Linked DNA regions of Homo sapiens: region 1 is linked to region 2. The links are chromatin loops, found by intact Hi-C in ENCODE. Cell type or tissue: IMR-90. All regions are shown on one strand. Each heading gives the region's core, and the rest is flanking DNA. Links, peaks and the distances in the headings are about the cores only. Region 1 overlaps LPIN2 (lipin 2). Region 2 overlaps LPIN2 (lipin 2).

The links. Hi-C counts contacts between places; a loop is a spot of excess contacts. Peaks named below come from ENCODE experiments on the same cell type or tissue, not always from the same donor. Only the 100,000 strongest peaks of a DNase experiment are listed, where the experiment ranks them.
Region 1: it touches region 2 in a loop (2.8-fold over the local background); 16 of 110 quality-filtered maps call a loop at or near these places.

Annotation. Positions count from the first base shown.
Region 1 is chr18:3,001,736-3,011,055 of GRCh38, reverse strand. All of the region lies in intron 1 of LPIN2 (lipin 2), which reads left to right. Among named protein-coding and RNA genes, the nearest start is that of LPIN2, 6.7 kb to the left of the region's middle. RefSeq lists an enhancer at 6,659-7,176. In IMR-90, for the core only: no CTCF peak of the experiment used is centred there; a DNase peak (open chromatin) is centred at 2,315; H3K27ac peaks cover 626 bases.
Region 2 is chr18:2,953,810-2,966,632 of GRCh38, reverse strand. LPIN2 (lipin 2) reads left to right here. Exons shown (of 20, transcript NM_001375808.2): 2 at 5,784-5,984; 3 at 12,034-12,129. The coding sequence starts at 5,793. Among named protein-coding and RNA genes, the nearest start is that of LPIN2-AS2, 6.8 kb to the left of the region's middle. RefSeq lists enhancers at 6,216-6,315, 8,500-8,659, 9,535-9,594. In IMR-90, for the core only: no CTCF peak of the experiment used is centred there; a DNase peak (open chromatin) is centred at 7,442; H3K27ac peaks cover 325 bases.

The DNA.
Region 1 (9,320 bases), core at 1,072-3,571, 50 kb before region 2:
GCCGGCTTTGGGATGCGATTCGGTCGAGGTCTGTTGAATGAAGGTAGACGCAGCAGGCAGTTTGTCCTTACCAGTGACCTGGAAGACGGTGGCACTTCCTGAGTGAGCTCACTTACCTTCCCTGAATGGTGAGGCATGGATGAATATTCCTGGTGGTGCCACGTGTTAGAGGTGGTAAAGGGTCAAATGTTTACTTTTATTAATATTACATTATGGCTTGGTTCTCTGTGTCAGCGATTTTTCTATGCCTTGGGTACTTATTTCCTAATATATATCAGCACAGTAACGCCTAGCTGGAGGCTTTGTCTTGTTAGTTGATAGATTAGTGGTAACAGGTAGATTTGGTTATCTCCCGTAGGTGCTTAGCAATTTACATCAAGAGGCTTTTCTTTAAGTCTGATTTAAGTCTTTCCATCTTTAATTTAAATCCATTTCTTTTTACTCCGACCCCAGTGACTGTCGTTGAGTGTGTATTTGCCCGACTTGCCGTGCCAGATTGGTAGGCAGTGGTTTGGAATCTTCATTTTAAAATCCTGTTTTTCTCTCTCCAATACCCTTCACTGCTTGGTAAGTTTTTATACTTCTCAATGAGACCCAGAGTCTCGTGACCTACCATTTGCCTCCTTCATGATGAAACAACTCACAAGTTGGTAGATAGCCTCCAGTTGGCAGAATCCTATGTATAATGTGTCTTTAAAACTTGAAGAGTTTGAAGGTATTATAGCCTGGAGCAGTAAGTTTTATGGCTATACCTTGGTAATAAGACATTTGAATAACTTGGCTTAGCGGCTTTGGTAATTAACTGTGATTTTTGGAATCCACCTCCCCTGCTGTCAGCTTGAATCTTCATTTTAGTAACACACTATTACTAACACTAAACGCTTATTACATGTGTGTTTCAAGACAAGCGTGAGGGAGTTGCTCACCCTGGGGTCCAAATGAAGCAGTCAGTGGCAACCCATGTGTAGTGGGGAATGGCCAGAATCCTGCCGGGGCCACTTGGTGGGCTGCCTTGCTCTTGATTTTCAGCAGGAAGCTGGTGGAAGCTGGGGTTGGGCATCTGTCTCTGCTCAACTTCTCAGTCAGAAAGGAAGGAGAAGAAAAAAAAATCTGTTGGGAGGTAAACTGTGTTTTAATACAAGATAAAACTCTTAATGTCACTTTCAGGATTAAAATGATGATAAAGTAAACATTTTTACTAATTTGATTCACTGACTGCAATTCAGTCTTTTTCTGCTAAAGCCTTTGAATGTTGTATTTCGGTGATCAGGTTTGTCAGTTTATGTTAAAATTGTTAACAAGAAATGAGGAAGAAGGCTGGGTGCGGTGGTTCACGCCTGTAATCCCAGCACTTTGGGAGGCCGAGGCGGGCGGATCACCTGAGGTCAGGAATTCGAGACCAGCCTGGCCAACGTGGTGAAACCCTGTCTCTACTAAAAATACAAAAGAATTAGCCAGGTGTGGTTATGCATGCCTGTAGACCCAGCTACTCTGGAGGCTGAGGCAGGAGAATCATTTGAACCTGGGAGGCAGAAGTTGCAGTGAGCCGAGATTGTGTCACTGCACTCCAGCCTGGGTGACAGAGCGAGACTCTGTCTCAAAAAACAAACAAACAAAAAATGGTACTTATTTTTATAATCTTTGAATTTAGAATTTTACTAGTGTTTTTTTGTTTGTAACCCAGGCTGGAGTGCAGTGTCATGATCTCGGCTGACTGCAACCTCCGCCTCCCAGGTTCAAGCAATTCTCCTGCCTCAGCCTCCTGAGTAGCTGGGACTACAGGCACGTGCCACCACACCTGGCTAATTTTTTGTATTTTTAGGAGAGACAGGGTTTCACTGTGTTAGCCAGAATAGTGTTGATCTCCTGACCTCGTGATCCTCCTGCCTTGGCCTCCCAAAGTGCTGGGATTACAGACGTGAGCCACCGCGCCTGGCCGAAACAATTCTTTTGAAAGAGAGAAGTCTCCCTGTGTTGCGCAGGCTGGTCTCAGACTCCTGGGGTCAAGTGAGCCTCCTGCTTTCGCCTCCTAAAGTGCTGGGATTACAGGCGTGAGCCACCGCACCCGGACAGATGTGTTGATTTTAAAGTGGGTATGAGGCCTGAGCCCTGGAGTTTGAGACCAGCCTGGACAACATGGCAAGACCCTGTCTCTCCAAAAAAAAAAAAAAAAAAACACAGCTGTGGTAGTGCGGGCACCTGTGTGATCCCAGCTGCTCAGGAGGCTAAGGTCAGAGGATGGCTTCAGCCAAGGAGTTGAGGCTGCAGTGAGCCATGTTCACGCCACTGCTGGATGACACAGTAGAACCCTGAGTCTGAATAAATAAATACATGAGTAAGTGGGAAGGAGGGAAGGAAGGAAGGATCTAGGTTTAAAAATTATTTGGCTTTGGTGGTTATGACTAAGCTGTATTAGATGAAGGGAGGAGCTAAAGATGGGGAAAGCATCCTTCGGAAACTTTAAAGTTGGAACTGGTAATTTTACTCCGCAAAAAATATATGGTACAAAGTAACTTTGTTAGTGACAGATTGAATTTCTGCATTTACCTATTTCTGAAATAAAATGAAAGGGATAAATGACCTTAGAATATTGATTTAAACTTCTATTTTATTTGAGACAAGGTCTCACTTGGTCACCCAGGCTGGAGTGCAGTGGTGCAATCTCGGCTCACTGCAGCCTCCGCTTCTAGGGCTCAAGCGATCCTCCCACCTCGGACTCCCGAGTAGCTGGGACCACAGGGAGGTGCCACCGTGCCCAGCTAATTTTTGTACTTTTCTGTAGGACAAGGTATCATCATGTTGCCCAGGCTGGTCTCGAACTCCTGGACTCAAGTGATCCACCCACCTTGGCCTCCGAAAGTGTTGGGATTACAGGTGTGAGCCACTGTGCCCAGCCTAAGCATCCGTTTTTAAATTTAAAATAAGATGGTCTCTTTTTATAAAAGGAATCATAATTATAAACAAAAAGTTCATTGGTTAGTATGGGATTGCAGTTTGCCTAGAAGACGTTTTATATACCCCTGACTAAACAGTAGAATTGTATGCTGACCAAGATCGTCCTCATCTATTCAGTGCATTATGATATGACATTTATGGTTCCTGGCAAGATAGGTATGTTCAGCTGCACTGGAGACATGGCTTTAAACTTATTCGGAAAGGGAGGTGTCCAGAATGCAAACAGCTCTTAAAAAGTATTTGGAAATAATTTATTCAATATAAGGTCATCTGATCATTTGATTATATGTTTTGAATTGCCCTCCGGTATGTGCCAGCAAAACCATCAGATCGTTAATATGAATTAGAAGCTCTGATTTGGAGCTGCTTGAATTGTTATGGATATTTTTCCTCACAGTTGAGTCTATAAACTTGTGGTGTTTGTAAAACAATGTGCTTTTCTTATGAGCCAACATAAGTTAAGGAATGTTTGGGCTTAGTTGAAGCATTATAGGGGATATAATATATCTTTTGTTTGTTTTAGGAGGCTGTGTTATTTTTTTCTTTGTAAACACTGAGAGACGTCTGTCCACATATTACATTTCTTTAAACTCTTTTAACAGTATTTTTTAAAATTAATAATAGGTACCTGGATAGGTGTGGTGGCTTACGCCTGTAATCCCAGCACTTTGGGAGGCCCAGGCGGGCGGATCACGAGGTCAGGAGATCGAGACCATCCTGGCTAACACAGTGAAACCCCGTCTCTACTAAAAATACAAAAAATTAGCCAGACGTGGTGGGGGGCACCTGTAGTCCCAGCTACTCTGGAGGCTGAGGCAGGGGAATGGCATGAACCTGGGAGGCGGAGCTTGCAGTGAGCCAAGATAGCACCACTGCACTACAGCCCTGGGCGACAGAGCAAGACTCCATCTCAAAAAAGATAAATAAAAATAAATAACTAACTAAATATAATAGGTACCTATTTGACATAGCTGTAATGTCAATTTACATATGAACTATTCGAGAATAAGAGTTATTTAGAGAAATACTACTTGAGAGAGAGATAAAGCTTTGTTTTTGTTATTTAAAATGTTAAACAAATGCTGTTTTTTTTTTTTTAAAGAGACAAGGTCTCACTTTGTCACTGAGGCTGGAGTGCAGTGGGGCTATCTCAGCTCACTGCAGCCTTGACCTCCCCAGCCCAAGCAATCCTCCTACCTCAGCCTCCCCAGTAGCTGGGACTACAGGCCTGCGCCACCATGCTTGGCTACTTTTTTTTTTTTTTGAGACAGAGTCTCGTTCTGTCGCCCAGGCTGGAGTGCAGCGGCGCGATCTCTGCTCACTGCAAGCTCCGCCTCCCGGGTTCATGCCATTCTCCTGCCTCAGCCTCCTGAGTAGCTGGGACTACAGGCTCCCGCCACCACGCCTGGCTAATTTTTTGTATTTTTAGTAGAGACGGGGTTTCACCGTGTTAGCCAGGGTGGTCTCGATCTCCTGATCTTGTGACCTCCCTGCCTCGGCCTCCCAAAGTGTTGGGATTACAGGCTTGAGCCGCTGCGCCCGGCCCATGCTTGGCTAATTTTTGTATTTTTTTGTAGAGACCAGGCTTCACTATGTTGCCCAGGCTGGTCTCGAACTCCTGGGCTCAAGTGATCTGCCAGCTGTCCTGGGATTACAGGTGTGAGCCACTGTGCCCGGTCAACAAATGCTTTGTAAGAAAGGACTGATCTTCTGTTGCAGGATTTTCTAACTGGCTTAGCTGTTAAAAATAACTTACCTAGGTAGCATTATTTGAAATATAGAAATTTGGCATTTTGGGGTCTTTAATATCTAGTCTATCCACTGACATTCTTAGTCTGTTGTAAAGTGGTGCTGATGCCTTCTACTTAGGAACACTAGGTATTTCGAGGAGGTGTTTAATATTTGTAAAAGATTATCATTATTACAGTTATCTTATTGAACAACTTCTTTAGGCATTTTGCTAAGTTTTTTACGTAAAGTATCTCTCTTAAGTCACAACCACTGTACAAAGTACAGATAATAATGCTGTTTTCTAGGTGAGAACCCTGAAGCTGAAAGAGATTTGCCAGAGGCCACAGCCATGTGGTAGCGATGACCTGCCTCCCCACATTGCCTTGTTCCTATGCTGCCCCACTGCCCAAGGACTCTGACAGTTCCTGTGCATTGCTTTATCATCCCTAAGTCAATTTTAGCGTTTTGTTTTTACTTCATTATGATTATTGTTGTTCATTGTTATTTATAGCGATGAGGTCTTGCTGTGTTGCCCAGGTTGGTCTCAAACTTCTGGGCCCAAGCAGTCTTCCCGTTTCTACCTCCCAAAGTGCTGGGATTGCTGAGTTGGGCCACCACACCTGGCCGTTGTTGTTACGTTTATTAGGTAGAACTGGATAAGCTGTGTGTGTGTGTGTGTGTGTGTGTGTGTGTAAGATAGTGTCTTGCTCTGTTGTCCAGGCTGGAGTACAGTGGCACGATTTCAGCTCACTGCAGCCTGGACCTGCTGGGATCAAGCAATCCTCTTGCCTGTGCCTCCTGAGTAGCTGGGACCACAGGCATGTGCCACCATCCCCGGTTAATTTTGGTTTTAATAGACATAAGGGTCTTGCTATATCAGCTGAGGAAGATCTGAAACTTCTGGGCTCAAGCGATCCTCCCACCTCAGCCTCCCAAAGTGCTGAGGGGGTTACAGGCATGAGCCACTGTGCCCTGCCGAGACACTTTTCTTTTCTTTTTCTTTTTCTTTTTTTTTTTTGAGACGGAGTCTTGCTCTGTCACCCAGGCAGGAGTGCAGTGATGCACGATCTTGGCTCGCTGCAGCCTCTACCTCCTGGGTTTAAACGATTCTCCTGCCTTGGCTTCCCTAGTAGCTGGGATTACAGGCACCTGCCACCAAACGCTGCTAATTTTTGTATTTTTAGTAGAGACAGGGTTTCACCATGTTGGCCAGGCTGGTCTCAAACTCCTGACCTCAAGTGATCCACCGACCTTGGCCTCCCAAAGTGCTGGGATTACAAGTATGAGCCACCGCACCTGGCTGAAGCTTTTCTTTATAGATGTCAGCATCTATAAATTGGTAACAGAGAGATAGCACCTACTTTATAGGAGTGTGGGTTTCTCTGGGTTATTTATGTTTTCAAAGGCAATTGTGTCAAGGAGAGAAATACCAGCCGGGAAGATGGGGAGGTGATGTGGCCCTACCATGCCTACTTGGTGCACTTTGGAATGAGTTGGACAAGGTAAACCTGATGTTCTTTGGCCTGTGTTTCACAGCATGAGCATATCGCTGGGCTGAGACTGGATGGAATGTCTAAGCTGTATTTCTCATACAACATGATCCCTAAAACAACCTAAATATTGCTCTCGGGCTCATCCTGATAGGAAGGTGACTAAAGGTGTTGGGGAGGAGGAAATGGGCTCAGTGGGACTATGTGAGACGTGGTATGTCAGTATCCAACATGGTGCCTTCTTCAAGGATTTTCCCTCGTAATTTTGACGGTTCCTGATTTGAGTAAGTGTACACTGTGACTCCTGGGTTACATGGCACTGGACTGTGAGTAGAAGGATCCTTAAGTTAAACAGTTTCAGAGCTGAATAGAGCTTCCAGTCTTTTATTCTGTTCAGTATCGGGGGAACCAGCCCCCAATATTTTAATATAGGTTCTTTCTGTTTTCCCTAAGTGTTGGCCGGTCTGAGAAATAGACAGAGTACAAAGAGAGGAATTTCACAGCTGGGCCTCTGGGGGTGACATCACATATTGGTAGGACCGTAATGATGACCCCGAGCCCCAAACCAGCAAGTTTTTATTAGGGATTTTAAAAGGGGAGGGGGTGTATGAACAGGGAGTAGGTCACAAGGATCCCATGCTTCAAAGGGCAATAAGATCACAAGGCAAAGGCAAAATTAGAATTACTGATGAGGGTCTATGTCCTGCTGTGCACATATTGTCTTGATAAACATCTTAACAGGAAACAGGGTTCAAGAGCAGAGAACCAGTCTGACTAGAATTTACCAGGCTGGAATTTCCCAATCCTAGTAAGCCTGAGGGTACTGTAGGAGACCAGGGCGTATTTCAGTCCTTATCTCAACTGCATAAGACAATCCCAGAGCGGCCGTTAATAGACCTCCCCCCAGGAATGCATTCCTTCCACACGGTATCAATTATTAATATTCCTTGCTGGGAAAAGAATTCAGCGATATCTCTCCTACTTACACGTTCATTTATAGGCTCTCTGCAAGAAGAAAAATATGGCTGTATTCTGCCCGACCCCGCAGGCAGTCAGACCTTATGGTTATCTTCCATTGTTCCCTGAAAATTGCTGTTATTCTGTTCTTTTCAGGGTACAGTGATTTCATATTGTTCAAACACACGTTTTACAATCAGTTTGTACAGTAGTGGTCCTGAGGTGACGTACATTCTCAGCTTATGAAGATAACGTGATTAAGAGATTAAAGTAAAAACAGACATAAGAAATTATAAGATGATTATTAGGGAAGTGACAAAAGTCCATGAAATCTTCACAATTTATGTTCAGAGACTGCAGTAAAGACAGGCTTAAGAAGTTATAAAGGTATTAATTTTGGGAACTGATAAATGTCCATGAAATCTTCACAATTTATGTTCTTCTGCCTCGGCTCCTGCTGGTCCCTCTGTTTAGGGTCCCTGACTTCCTGCAACAGTTCAGAAATCCAGGTCCCATCACATTGTTGGTAGCCAGTGGAAACCCCTAATACAAGTGAGTATCTGAATTCTTTTTGAGCAGATCTGTCTTTTGAACTAGTGCTTTCTTCACTGTATCATTTGACTCACTTGGTAACTACATCTGCAGATGAGCTCCCCGCTAATGGAGTTTTAGTGGTGCTTTACTTAGTGTAATTGAATAAATGAATGATACATCAGCTCTGATGAAGAACCTTTCATTAAATAGAAATATACTCATAGACCTTTGGGAATTCCCAAATTCATGAATATACTTTTGATGTATCATTTACTCAGTTGTCTCTTTTGTAATAGGGAGATAACAATACCTACTTGACAGGCTGGTTCTGAGGATTAAATGAGGTCATATGTTAAACTGGAGCCCGCATCCACCTCTAGGTCTTACTAGGCCAGAGAAGCCAGTGTTGAGAGAGTCATAGGACAAAGGGCGAAAGGTGAATGAATGAACATTCCTCTTGTCCCGAAGTAGCTGATAGTGTCATAGAGGAATCAAGTAGGTCTGCTTCTGCGTAAAGCAGGGTTTTATGAATCAGGGACAGGGAGGGACTTAGAAGGGAGTACTGCTTGAGCGATTGTGGGAAAGTCTGAGGAACTGTCTTGGAGTTAGCTCTGGGCTTATATTTTTAATGTGAGAATTTACTGTTTAGTTAAAAGCTTGTTTTTATCTCAAAGAAAAACATTGTTTAATGTGTTTGCTTAGAATTTCTTTCTTGACCCAGAAAGAAATTTCTTTATTCTCATAGTGCCAAAGTTAGAAATCTTGTATACAAATGTTATGCACAACATGTGTTTATAAATGTAATCCTTAAGATTTTTCCATCATTTCATCTATGGCTGCATGAATTTTGTTAATGTGTGGGCCTGTAGGAGGGACCTTATCTTTGTGTTTAGAATGGGACGTCTAGAAAGCACAGTTGTCTATACCTAGTGTATTGCAGGTGAGCGTTTGACTAAAATTTAAAAATCTGCTGATTAGTTCATAAGGCCTCTAATGTTTTTCTATAAGCTTGAATAATTGATTTTCATTAGAATGGACACTAATTTTCTTAGCTTATAAAACTACATGAAATGTTATTCTCTGCCAGTTGAAAAACGTAGGTACTGGTATACCTATGTTGTTATGGTGGGTTTTTTTTTTTTTTTTTTTTTTGGTCTTTTGAAGGTCATCCTTTTAAATGCTGGCTGAATCTTTCAGTGCTATCCTTGTCATCAAATGGAAATGGACCTTCCCCCTGTAAGTGTGGTATCTTCATGACAGTCAAGAAATAGGACTTTTGTTTTAGGACATCTCCCTGTCCCAAGTGAATTAACTAGATAACTTTGTTGTATTTAAATTTCCTGGTTTGTTTGTTTTGTCTTACTAATGAGACATACCTACAGGTCAGATGGACCATAGGTGCTGATCCTGAGAGTTGGAAAGGAACTTTTCCTAATTAAAAGCAAAACAAAAAAAGCCTTACAATGCTTATATTTGCTTGGTGTTCCTATTTTCCTTCCCTTAAGTAGTTTTCATTTCTGTAAATGTGATTCTTATTCATTAGGCTATATCACATAATAGTTCTATTTATCTTTTAAAATCTTAAGTATTTATTTTTATATGTAATTTAAACATTTAAGTACATAGTACTGTGAGGTTTATTATGAAAAACCC
Region 2 (12,823 bases), core at 6,297-8,796:
GCAGTAAGAAATCTGGAGGCTTCATGAAGGCTTTTATCATGTTTACTTAGAGCATTTCTGTTACTTAGAGATGCAATTAAGGGCTTAGGTTCTAGGCTCATACTTGAGTTTGAATATTAACTCTGCCACTTAATAGTGTGCTGACCTTGGATATTTCTGAACCCGAGTTTCCACATATAAATGGGAATACCAAATCCATGGGTATCTGTGAAGACTACATGAGATAACATACAGGTTAACATAGCACTTGACACATGAGAGACGTGTAACAAGTTTAGTTGTGTGTTCGTTGGTAGTAGTACTAACAATACTAGTACCGATTAGATATTTGGAGATAAACTTAAGAAACAGATTTTGAAACACTTAAAATAGTGGTTTAGAATGTATCCATTTTGAGGCCAGTCGTGGTGGCTCACACTTGTAATCTCAACATTTCGGGAAGCCAAGGCAGGTGGATTGCTTGAGCCCAGGAGTTCAAGACCAACCTGGGCAACATGGCAAAACCCCGTCTCTACAAAAAAATACAAGAATTAGCTGGGCATGGTAGCACATTCCTGTAGTCCCAGCTTCTCCGGAGGCCAAGGTGGGAGCATCGCTTGAGCCCAGGAGGCTGAGGTTACAGTGAGCAGAGATCGCACCATTGCAGTCCAGCCTGGGCAACACAGTGAAACCCTGTCTCAAAATGAAAATAAAAGTAAATAGAATGTGTCCATTTTGTGCTGATAATTTATGAATTTTTTTTATTGTTTTTAAACTACCTTTTATCTCTGATTACTCTTTTCCTTAACAAAAGTTATTTTTGATTGAACACATCAAATAATTGAAATAATTTTAAGCAGTTTTTGTAGGAGGGGGATTGGTATTTGAACCTATTTACTGATGCTTTTTTTTTTTTTTTTTTGAGATTGGGAGTCTCACTCTGTCACCCAGGCTGGAGTGCAGTGGCACGATCTCAGCTCACTGCAACCTCTGCCTCCCGGGTTCAAGCGATTCTCCTGCCTCAGCCTCCCGAGTAGCTGGGGCTACAGGCATGTGTCACGATACAGGCCAATTTTTTTGTATTTTTAGTAGAGATGGGGTTTCACCATATTGGCCAGGCTGGTCTTGAACTCCTGACCTCAAGTGATCTACCTGCCTCGGCCTCCCAAAGTGCTGGGATTACAGGCGTGAGCCACCGCGCCTGGCCCATTTTATTTATAAATCCATACTCCATATAGTGATTATTCATTTTAGTTTCTTTGATGCTCAGCAAAAGATGCTAAGCTGATCTTCAAACTTTTGGTGAATAACGAAATCTTGAAAGCTACCATTCATTCCAGTGTGTGTCCTTTTATACCTTAAAATATTTGATAAGAAAAATATGATAGTGGGCACTGTCAAATTTTATGCATGAAGGACTAATTTGGCGTATTGAATTTTATATGCGAAGGGCCATTTGGTCTCTAATAAGTATTGTAGTTGCTTATTTTCTACTGCTTTTTTTTTTCTTCACTTTTTTATTTGAGTAATCAATAAGTACTTCTTTTCCTTCGGAGCTCCCAATACTTAATCTAGCCCATGGGAAGGTACCTAGGCCTAAACAGCACACTGTATATTACATACACTGTGTAGCAGTCAGGCCACATCTGAGCCATTGTGTCTAGCTGTCTTTAAATATCGTTTTTAAAGATGGACATAAATAATTGTCATAAGAGTCAGAGTAGACCCAATCAGTTCACATATTTTAAGGAACAAGAATGCTTAGCCTAGAATAGAAGAGACTCTGATAAATTCTTTGGTGTGTTGTGGTTTCATTTGGAAGAGCGTGGTAATATTCAGTGTGATTTCTAGTGGACATAATAGTTCTCTGACATTTTTATGGACTTCTTGGTAAAGTAGTGAGTCTCTGTCAACTGTAACGATCCCAAAACTGAAATGCAGCATAGCATGCGATGTTTAAGAAGAGACTTGTCTTAGTCAGCTTGGGGTACTGCAGCAGAATACCATAGATGGTATTTGGCTTAAACAACAGACATTTATTTCTTACCATTCTCACAGATCAAAGTGCCAGCCGATTGGGCTCTCTTCCTGGTTTGCAGACTTCTTGCTGTATTCTCACGAGGAAAGGAAAGAGAGCGTGGTCTGGGTCTCTTTCTCCTCTTAGAAGGACACTAATCCATCACATGGAGGCTCCACCCATGTGACCTCATCTAAACCTAATTACTTCCCAAAGGCCCTGTCTCCAAATACCATCACATTGGGCGTCAGGGCTTCAATATATGAATTTGGTGGTGGTGGGGGACAGAGGGAGGTCATAGATATTACTTAACTTTTCTAACCCTCATTTCTTTTTTTTTTTTTTTTTTTTTTTGAGACGGAGTCTTGCTCTGTCACCCAGGCTTGAGTGCAGTGGTGTGATCTCGGCTCACTGCACCCTCCGCTTCCCAGGTTCAAGTGATTCTCCTGCCTCAGCCTCCCAAGTAGCTGGGACTACAGGCGCACGCCATCACGCCCGGCTAATTTTTTGTATTTTTAGTAAAGACGGGCCTTCACCGTGTTGGCCAGGCTGGTCTTGAACTCCTGACTTCAAGTGATCTGCTTGCCTCAGCCTCTCAGAGTGCTGGGATTACAGGCGTGAGCCACTACACCCAGCCTTAATTGTCTTTAAAAATAGAAATAATACCACCTCTAAAGTAGTTCTGAGATAATAATGTATAAGTTTAAGAATTTGGGATGTTACGAGCTTTCAAAAAAAGAGTTGTTTCCAGTGTGATTATTGTTAGAGTATTTCAGAGATGTGTTAGAAGCATTTTTGGTATTTGTTAAAAGAATGGGCTGGATGTATTCTTCTTGTTCCAAGAATCAGCAAGTGCACTTTAATATTTTTATTTATGCCCGTAAGCCTCAAGATAGGGATGCTGCTCTGTGACCATTTTTCATTTCCACATTTTGCTTTTTGTGTGGGCATCTCCAAATGAGCCTGCCTTTCTGGTTAAATATTCTGTCTTTGCTTTTGCTCTTTTTTCTCTGTGACTTCTTGTTTGTTTCTTTCTGCATGGCTCTCCTTTGGTCTCTGTCACTCTCCATTATTTATTTTGTCCTCCCACATTTTCCCTCATCATTCATGATAAAATAGGAGGAATAGTTTATAGTGTGTTATTTTGCTATATTTTTTAAACATTTGGGTTACATCATTGTGTATCTTTTCTGCTGCTGGTTCAGAGTGTGGCTTTCCCAGGTGTTGACCAGGACAGGTCTGACTTGGTTCTTATTGTGTAGCTATGCTGGGCTAGCATGTAGGAATAAGGTATATGGCACTAGATTCTGCTTCAAGAGCAGGCTGTTTAACATATCCCTCATGCCTATGACGAACAACTGCATTTCCTCCAGACGTAACTAACGGTGAGGAAGCCTCTTTCCCCAGCTCTGTTGGGGTGACCCTTCTAGCAGACAGCTGCTCATCATACCCAGGGTGTAGCATGTTAAGCTACAGGCCTCCCTTTACTTTTGTTTTACCAGCCTTCACAATATAAATGTCATTGTTTCATTATCTGTCAAGAGAAAACCAGTTATTTGACAACCTGTATTTTTCTACATTTAGCAACTGGCATTTACACATTAGGTTTTCCCATATAACAGCACATCCCTTAACCATGGTAGTTAAAATAATCTTGAATAGGTACGGTTACACTTAATTATGAATTTTATGCTGTAGTTGATGGAAGCTTGTTACACATTTATGTTTATAAGACTTGTTTGTGGCTGAATGTCAATGCTTAAAAGTTAGCATTTTTTTGTTTATTTTAAGAAAAGGTCTAACATGTTTTTTTTTTCTTGTAATAAAATTCATTTTAACATTGCCACCACCATTCAAGCAGTAATACCAAGATTGACTGCTTGGATGCTGTTTAATTCATGTGTGTGCCATGTAGGTAAAAAGCATGTTGTGAATATGCATTACCTACAGAATATGAAAAGGATGCATGAGATCTAGCTGTGTTATTTTTTAGAACCACATGTGAATCTACAGTGACCTCAAAATAGGAATTTAATTATTAAAAACATAATGGGATGTTATATGAATATTTTGATGAAACACTATTTCCTCCCCACACTTTTTTTTTATGTTTCTTATTTTTTTAGTCTCATTTATTACTAGTTCATTTGTTCATTCATTCAATAAATGATTATTGAGCACTTGATACATGCTTAATTTGGTTTAGCTATTGAGGTCAAATCAATTATTCCAAAACCATCACCAGATTATAATTGTTTGATATCACATAAAGGATGTCATCTTATTTTGTTATTTAGGAGTAAGTTTTGCAGCACAAGCGTTTTCCAGCTTTTCTATGGGTGCATTTAAGGGCCTTGGTAACATTAGTTTTAAAATATTTTAAAAATTTCTTCCAGGGTAAAATTATCATGGCGATGCTTCATGGTGTAGAACTGATGGGCCTTGATTACACATTCATCCGCGTGTAGGAACAGGAAACAATTTAGAATCAGGGCTCTGCCGTGGCCACTCATCTGTGAAGAGCAGAGTGAATTTCTGTGCAGGCAGATATCCTGGAGGCCCCTGAGTTTTCCCAAGAAGACAGCATTCTTTCTCCCAGTTCAGTTTTGGACTCACTTGGCAACACAGAACATGATCTCTGAAACTTTTCAGAGCATGGACCTTTAAGCTCAAGGCAGCCTCCAAGCTGGGTGTAGAGAAACCACGAGCTGCTTATGGCAGACAGCCTGGAGAGCAGTCAGTCAGTCCTGTGGTTGGGTGAAAGTTGGCCTCTGAATTAGCTGGAGCATTGGAGGGGCTCTTGGTTACTCTCTGTCATTCCAGTCCCCAGAATGGCTTTCACTGAATTGTGCTTTGGCATAATATTAGGGGTGTCAGCATCTAATGAATAAAATGTGGGGGTGTATTCAGTAGCTGGAAGTAAAATCTGACATTAGGACTGAAGGGGGGGATTTGGTTTTTATTAGTGGAAAAGTTGGGGATGGGGCCAAGGCAATAAAGCCACCCCTGGCTTTAGCTGTACTTCCTCTCCTTTGAGCCTTTCTGGAGAACTCCTTGCAGACCTTTTGATTGTGATTTGAATAGTGAATTGAGGTTGAGGAACAAGAGTAAAACCCTTTTCTGTGCTTTGAACTTTGTAGAACTTGATTGCATGTTCCAGTTAGTTATATTGAGTCATTGAAGGGATTTTTCCGTAGAAGTAATGTTATAAATGGGCTAGGCTCAGGCAGACTTGCCAGAGTTTATTTAATCTAGCATGTGTCCGAACCATACTATTCTGGTAATAATAGTTCCTTACAAAATGTAGCTCTCACTAATTTATTACATTGGTTCTGTTGGAAGATGAATCTCTGGTTTCTCCCGGGGATGATGTTTGTTTTTTCTGTTTGGCTGCTATGGCCAAAGTGGATGCAGTAGCCGCAGGTTCCAAAGGGTCTTGGGCAGGAGGTCAGGGTTCTTTGGTGATTCTGTGCTGATCCTGAACTTTGGGGAAAAAGTCCCTAATGGCAGTCAGTACTATCCAGGTTGCTGAGAAAGGAAAGGGAATGCCTCAGGCCCTGGCTGGAGCAGCCTCTCAGATACAAAGGAGAATAGTCTCGGGAGGTCCGTGTGTGGAAATGCGTAGAAACAATGGTAGCATGAGACTGTTAGGTTGAAAATTAATAAGGCTAATGATATGAAATCTGGCATACAAGTGAGTAGTGTCATTTTTGTTACGACTGTTATTTCTTTGTCAATAGATCACAAATTTAGTGTTAACATCTCATCTAATTTTTGTTTCTTGTAGTCTCAAACCATGAATTATGTGGGACAGCTGGCTGGGCAGGTGATTGTCACTGTGAAGGAACTCTACAAGGGCATTAACCAGGCCACCCTCTCTGGGTGCATTGATGTCATCGTGGTACAGCAGCAGGATGGCAGCTATCAGTGTTCACCTTTTCACGTTCGGTTTGGAAAGCTGGGAGTCCTGAGATCCAAAGAGAAAGTGGTGAGTGTCCTCAAGGAGAGGAAAAGTCATCCTGAGATTCAAAGAGAAAGTGAGTGAGTGTCCTCAAGGAGTAGAAAAGTCATCCTCTATGAATAAATCGCTATTGTGAGTTTTCTAGGCCTTTTTTTTTTTTTAACCTGAATGATGTTGAGACAATGTTACGAGAAGTCAACCTTTATGTATTGCTTTTGAAGTTACTTTGAAAACCACAAAGCTCGACTGCAGAAGTCTCTTCAAGGGAAAGGGAAACTGAAAATTATTATAATAATCTTACATGTTGCAACTCAGAAAAGCAAAACAGAAACTAGATGGGGGAACTTAGACATATTTAGAAAAAGAAAAATTTCCTTTACCTTATATAGTATTTTTAAATACTTAGGCTAATACCTTCATACTAATTGTAAATGGAATAGGTGGGTATAATCAAGAACACACACACACACACACACACACACACACACACACACACACACATTTTTGAGTCGGAGTCTCGCTTTGCTGTCCAGGCTGGAGTACAGCGGTGTGATCTTGGCTCACTGCAACCTCCGCCTCCCAGGTTCAAGCGATTCTCCTGCCTCAGCCTCCCAAGTGCCTGGGATTACAGGCACGTGCAACCATGCCCCCCTAATTTTTTGTATTTTTAGTAGAGACGGGGTTTCACCTTGTTGGCTAGGCTGGTCTCGAACTCCTGACCTCAAGTGATCCACCGGCTTCGGCCTCGGCCTCCCAAAGTTCTGGGATTACAGGTGTAGAGCCACCGCACCTGGCCATATTTTTTTTTTTAAAGGAAATTAATTAATGCCACATTTTGTTTGTTTTGACAAAGCTGTAAAAACTTTTGTAATCTAAATTCTGTTGTTGATACCAGGACTTGTCCCCATATTTGACTGAAATGCTAACCAACAGACCATAGGCTGGTTGACTTTTGTTTGTTTTAGGGAAGATTCATTCAGGAAGAAGATATTTGTGTAGGTTTTTCTTATCCTCTTCAGGTTATGGAGCAGCTGGAAGTTTTGCTAGTATATCTGATGTCAATCAAATTAGAAAACAGAGCTAGTAATAACACTTGGCAGGTACACAGATTTCTCTTTCTATTCTTGCCTCGCAGTATCTACTTAAATAACATAGAAAGGCTTTGTCAACATTTTAAAGCACAACAAAAGAGCCTCACCATTTTCTGGCACAGACCTAAAAGTATGTGGTAGAGGACCACTGGTGTAAGTCGAAAACATTTATTTTCAGCTTTTTGCTATTTTATATAGCTGAGCTTTAAATAGAAATTTCCCTCTATTTAATTAAACTTAAATGTTATTTTGAGAGTGAAAGAAAATGGATTTCACAAAACTAGATATTCTTTTTCTTTTTTTCCTCCAGGAAAAACATCTCATTTCTAGGTATTACAAAATCAGTTTCCACTGGAGAACCACATTTCAGGGTAGCAGGGCTTGTGTGGTCTGGCCTCTGTTCAGAGTCACCCTTTAGAAAGCAAAAGCAGTTGCAGTTTACTTAGGGACTTAGAAACTTTCCATTGCAAAACAGTGTTATTTAGCCATAGTTTAGGTTCTCTGAAATTTTTTCTTTCTTTGTGGTAACACCAATAGTACTTTCAGACTGGACCTGTTCTGGGGGAATTGGCAACAAACTGAAATTTCCCATTAGTTGTGTATGGATCTATTGTAAAACTGCTGATAAGGTATCATCATCATTATTTTTTTTTTTTGCTGAGATTGTTTTTTATCACATTGGATCAGTGTCTGGCCTTTCAAAATGGAACCTGAAGGCAGATGTATTTATAAGCATGTATGCATCTGTAAATGGTGACCAAGTAGATAAAACACCTTTTCCTGCTTGCTGTGTGCCTCTAATTTAGGAAATAATACAATTCCTGTGCAAAAGCTACACAATCGTTGTGTTACTATCTTGTCAAAACGTTGCATTTTTAATAGGAATGTACTCATGAGACACAGGAAAAGAGAATTTTTTTCCTCCTACTCCCTTAGTATCTCAGAAACCCAAAGAATATGTTTGGGAGGAAATTTGGCCATTTGATTTACCAAAACAGCTTTCCTGTGAGAAAACTGAAAAACTGTGAGAGTAAAACTGAAATCATGCCTACTTTGAGATACACTGGCAATTTGCATTAACTATTTGTCTTATTTTAAGTCAGTTTGGGTTAGGGAAAGCTGGCCATTGATGTGAAAGTAAGACCCCAAATTTTCAAATACGGGTGTACCTATGAAGTGAATTTGAAATCATGACCACCTTAAAACCACTGTTTAGAGAGATGTAGTATAATAATTTTCCCACTGCCATTGATACGTAATTGTTTGGTAGAACAGCAGTACTCCCAGTAAATTTAGTAACTTAGGAGTTTACTTTTAGAAGGTAAATGTGTACTTGATATTTTAAAATTTATTGATATCAGAAAAAGCTGATTACTTGATTATTTATAAAAGTTTTTTTTTCTTTTTTCTGTTTTTTTTTTTTGTTGTTTTTTTTTTTTTTTTGAGATGGAGTCTCGCTTTGTCGCCCAAGCTGGAGTGCAGTGGGGCGATCTCTGCTCACTGCAACTTCCGCCTCCCTGATTCAAGCGTTTCTCCTGCCTCAGCCTCCCGAGTAGCTGGGATTATAGGCGCGTGCTACCACGCCTGGCTGCTTTTTGTGTTTTTAGTAGAGATGGGGTTTCTCCATGTTGGCTAGGATTACCTGATCTCAGGTAATCCACCCGCCTTGGCCTCCCAAAGTGCTGGGATTACAGGTGTGAGCCACCACGCCTGGTCAGATTATTTATCAAAGTTAAATAACCCAGTGTATTAAAACTATTTTCATTGCTGATAACAGAAATTTACCCTCTACTAGCTTAGGCAAAAAAGCTTGCTGTCAGAATTCCCTTTTTCTTTCCCCACCTCTGCTCTCTGCTTCCACTTCTGTTTTCTCTCTAATGTAAAATGGCCACCAATACCTCCAGGCTCACAATCTGTTAACTCATCAATCCCAGTGGAGAGAGAGCTTCCTACAGAAGTATCAGTATTTAGTCTCCCTGTCAAAGGAACGGACATATCTCTGGGACCAGTTTCTGTAGCTGGGAAAGAGATATATTTATTGGCTTGGACAACAGCCCACCTCTACTCCCTAAAGCCACACCAGAAATACAGGTTGAGTATCCCTTATCTGAAATGCTTGGGACCAGAGCATTTTGGATTTCATTTTTTTCATTTTTTGGAATATTTACACTATACTTACTGGTTGAGCATCCCAAATCTGAAAATCTGACGTCTGAAGTGCTCCAGTGAGCATTATCTTTGAGTGTCATGTAAATGCTCAAGAAGTTTCAGATTTTTGAGCATTTTTAGATTTCAGATTTTTGGATTTGAGACACTCAGCTTGTATATGATTTGAAACAGGATGAATAGACTCCCAAAAGACATTTGAGATATTCTTACCCAAAGAGTGGTAAGCTAGTTCAAAAGTCTAGTACATCGACTGTTTCTCAGAGATACCAGTTTCATTTCAGCATCTTAGTCCTATATTATGTTCAGCACAATTAAGCCACAGTGTAAGAAGTAAGACTATATGGAAATGAGGGGTTATTTTTAAAACTGTTTTACTAGAATTTCATACATCAAATTAGTGTCCTTTTTAAAATAATCACGTTGGTGGGAAGAATTTGTTCCAACTTGGTGTTCTCTCAAAATATTTTTAAAACCTTTGTGTTGTTGTTGCCTGAAGAGTTCACAGCATATTCTTTTAAGTATTGCCAATATTAGCATAATTTGATGTTAGGTTTAATTTTTGGAAAGACCAAACTCCATTTAAAGTCACACAAAGATGATAAGTAGTCACATTGAGAAATGTCATACTTGATCTCTAAAAGTAAGGGCTGTGAAGTGTTAATTTTTCTGAGATAGTGTATGAATAGTTTAGAGTCTGAATTTGCATGTTAAAGAAGCATTCTTCTATTTTCCCAGCTACACTGTTTAAATGGATAGCCTCCAAAAATGAAATTAGTTGCTCAGATTGTCCCAGTTTGACTGTTAGTGTATGTCCTTCAAGTTGAGTTCCTTTGAAATGCTCCCATCAGTTTTTGAACCCTTCCTTCCTGGTACCAGAAGGTGTTCCAGAAGAAGCTACTTTCCCTGCCTCAGCTCTGGCATTAATTATTTTACGCCAGTTCCTTTTATTGAAGAATAGTATTTACGAACAAAGATCTGCTTATTAGGCGTGCTCGTAACTCCTGAGGTATCATTGCTTCTAGGCAGCCCAAGCTGGCAGAGCCAGGAAATGGGTGGATGTGTGCACGTGTACACACACACACACACACACACACACACACACACCCCTGCATCTATATATGAAAATCATGAGGGCACACGGGTTCCTCCAATTCCCATCCACCATCGCAGGCTTCTTTCCCCCTCCTTATTTATAATTTTTTTCTCTTTCAACAGGAAACATGGTTCTGATTATCGTCAGTATATCTGCTTAGTTACTCAATCCTAGGAAACACAAAATAGTTTCAGAATTGCTAACTCAAATCTCTGTGAATGTATTAACTACTGCACAATGTTTGTTTGGAGTAACATATCAAATATGTCTTTAGACTTATAATACAAGTCAAAATACTGTTTCCAAGGTAAGGTTAGTTCCATTCTTCCTCACTTCAGTGTGGTTATGTTATTCATACATAGGAGGTTTTTTTGTTTGTTTTTGTTTTGTTTTGTTTGTTTTTCTTTTTGAGAGAGTTTCGCTTTTGTTGCCCAGGCTGGAGTGCAATGGCGTGATCTCGGCTCACTGCAGCCTCCGCCTCCTGGGTTCAAGCGATTCTCCTGCCTCAGCCTCCCGAGTAGCTGGGATTACAGGCGGGCGCCACCATGCCCAGCCGATTTTGTATTTTTGGTAGAGGCGGGGTTTCACCATGTTGGTCAGGTTGGTCTCGAACTCTTGACCTCAGGTGACCTGCCCACCTTGGTCTCCCAAAGTACTGGGATTACAAGCATGAGCCACTGCACCCGGCCCATACATAGGAGTTTTATAACAAGCATTTTGACAAAATATGTTGATAAGGTTTGGATGTCCCCTCCAAGTCTCATGTTGAAATGTGAACTCCAGTGTTAGAGGTGAGCCTGGTGGGAGGTGTTTGGATCATGGGGGCAGATCCCTCATGGATGGCTTAGCACCATCCACTTGGGGATGAATGAGTTTTTGCTGAGTTGACAAGATCCAATTGTTTTAAAAGTGTGTGGCACCTTTGTGTGGCACCCCCAGTCTCTTGCACCTGCTCTCACTATGTGACGTGTCTGCCCCCACTTCGCCTTTCACCGTGAGTAAAGGTTTCCTGAGTCCTCCCCAGAAACCAAGCAGATGCCAACGCCGTGCTTGTACAGCCTGCAGAACCATGAGCCAGTTAAACCTCTTTTCTTTATAAATTGCCCAGCCTTGTGTATTTCTTTATAGCAAACACAAAAATGGCCCAACGCATATGTCTACCTGAATTTTTTTTTGACATGATATTACTTATCCCATCGTTTCACCTGGTTCTTGGGAAAATGGAACCGCCATCATCAGTGACCAATCACAGCACTGATTGTCACCTGTTACTTACGTAGTGATCTGTGGGCAGAAGAGCTGTCGGTGAAGTTGTACTTGATGCAGTTGCTCACAGCTCACATACTGAGGTTCCTGAAACTTGTGTGTATCTGAACCGTGTGAGGTGAGGCCTGCCTGTGCCATAACTTGGAAAGTGTGCAAATGTTTGACAATAATATTTCCCCCATTTTAAATTTGAAAAATAATTTTAAAATTTTTATATGTTGTAAAAATAGATGGTGAAACACTTTCTTTCAATTCCTGGTTGTCCATCTCTCCCTCTGCCAGCTCCATTTGGCTTCTTAGGGGTTGGGTAGGGGCAAGTAGCAGTGTTTCTCAGAGGCTGTAGTTCTAGGAACCTCAAAACTATGCTAAGTTTGACTTGAGAACTCAGAGTTCTGGTTTAGTTTAACTTGAAGGAAAGACTCCTTGAACATTAAGTCATACTTTGTTTCTCCCATAGATTGATATAGAAATCAACGGCAGTGCAGTGGATCTTCACATGAAGTTGGGTGATAACGGAGAAGCTTTCTTTGTTGAGGAGACTGAAGAAGAATATGTAAGTTTGCATGGGTTACACCCTCCTTACACAGTGTGCTCAGGCCTCTGGTACGTGGCCCAGACGGACCGTTTAGCAGTTTTTTATGGTTGATTGTACAGAGGACTGTTGTTGGCAAGACAAGCTTTAGTTTCATGTTGAAGAACTAAGCTGTCAAAAAGGAACTGAAGGGATGAGGAATTTTTCTCCATACAAAGTTTCAGGGTGCAGGGAGCATGCTGAATGCACATACTTGCACTTTTTCTAAGGGAAGGCACATCACTTTCTAGCTTTAATGAGCTTTCTTACTTAGTGTTGCTTCTGGTTCACATATTGACTTGAATACATTCAGTTCTGCCTGAGTAGGGCATTTCTCTTCTGGCTATGTGTTTATCCACATGTGCCCTTTGGACTGGGACTCATGTTTACCATTTTGGTTGGGATATTACATCCCTCACCTTGAGTAGTCAGGTGAATTAATTTATTATGATCTCAAGAGAGTTAAATTAATTGGCCTATATCCTTTTATAAGTGATTACATGTTTGACTTCTTCTAGCAAACGAGCATGATTTGTTAAAATCCCCCCTCCCCAGCACACACATTCTGTATGTACTGATTTGAACGCTAGTTAACGACGGATTCTTGATGGATTCAATGTGGATCTTTTTATTTATTTATTTATTAATAATAGATTTTACATTCTCACTAAAGAAC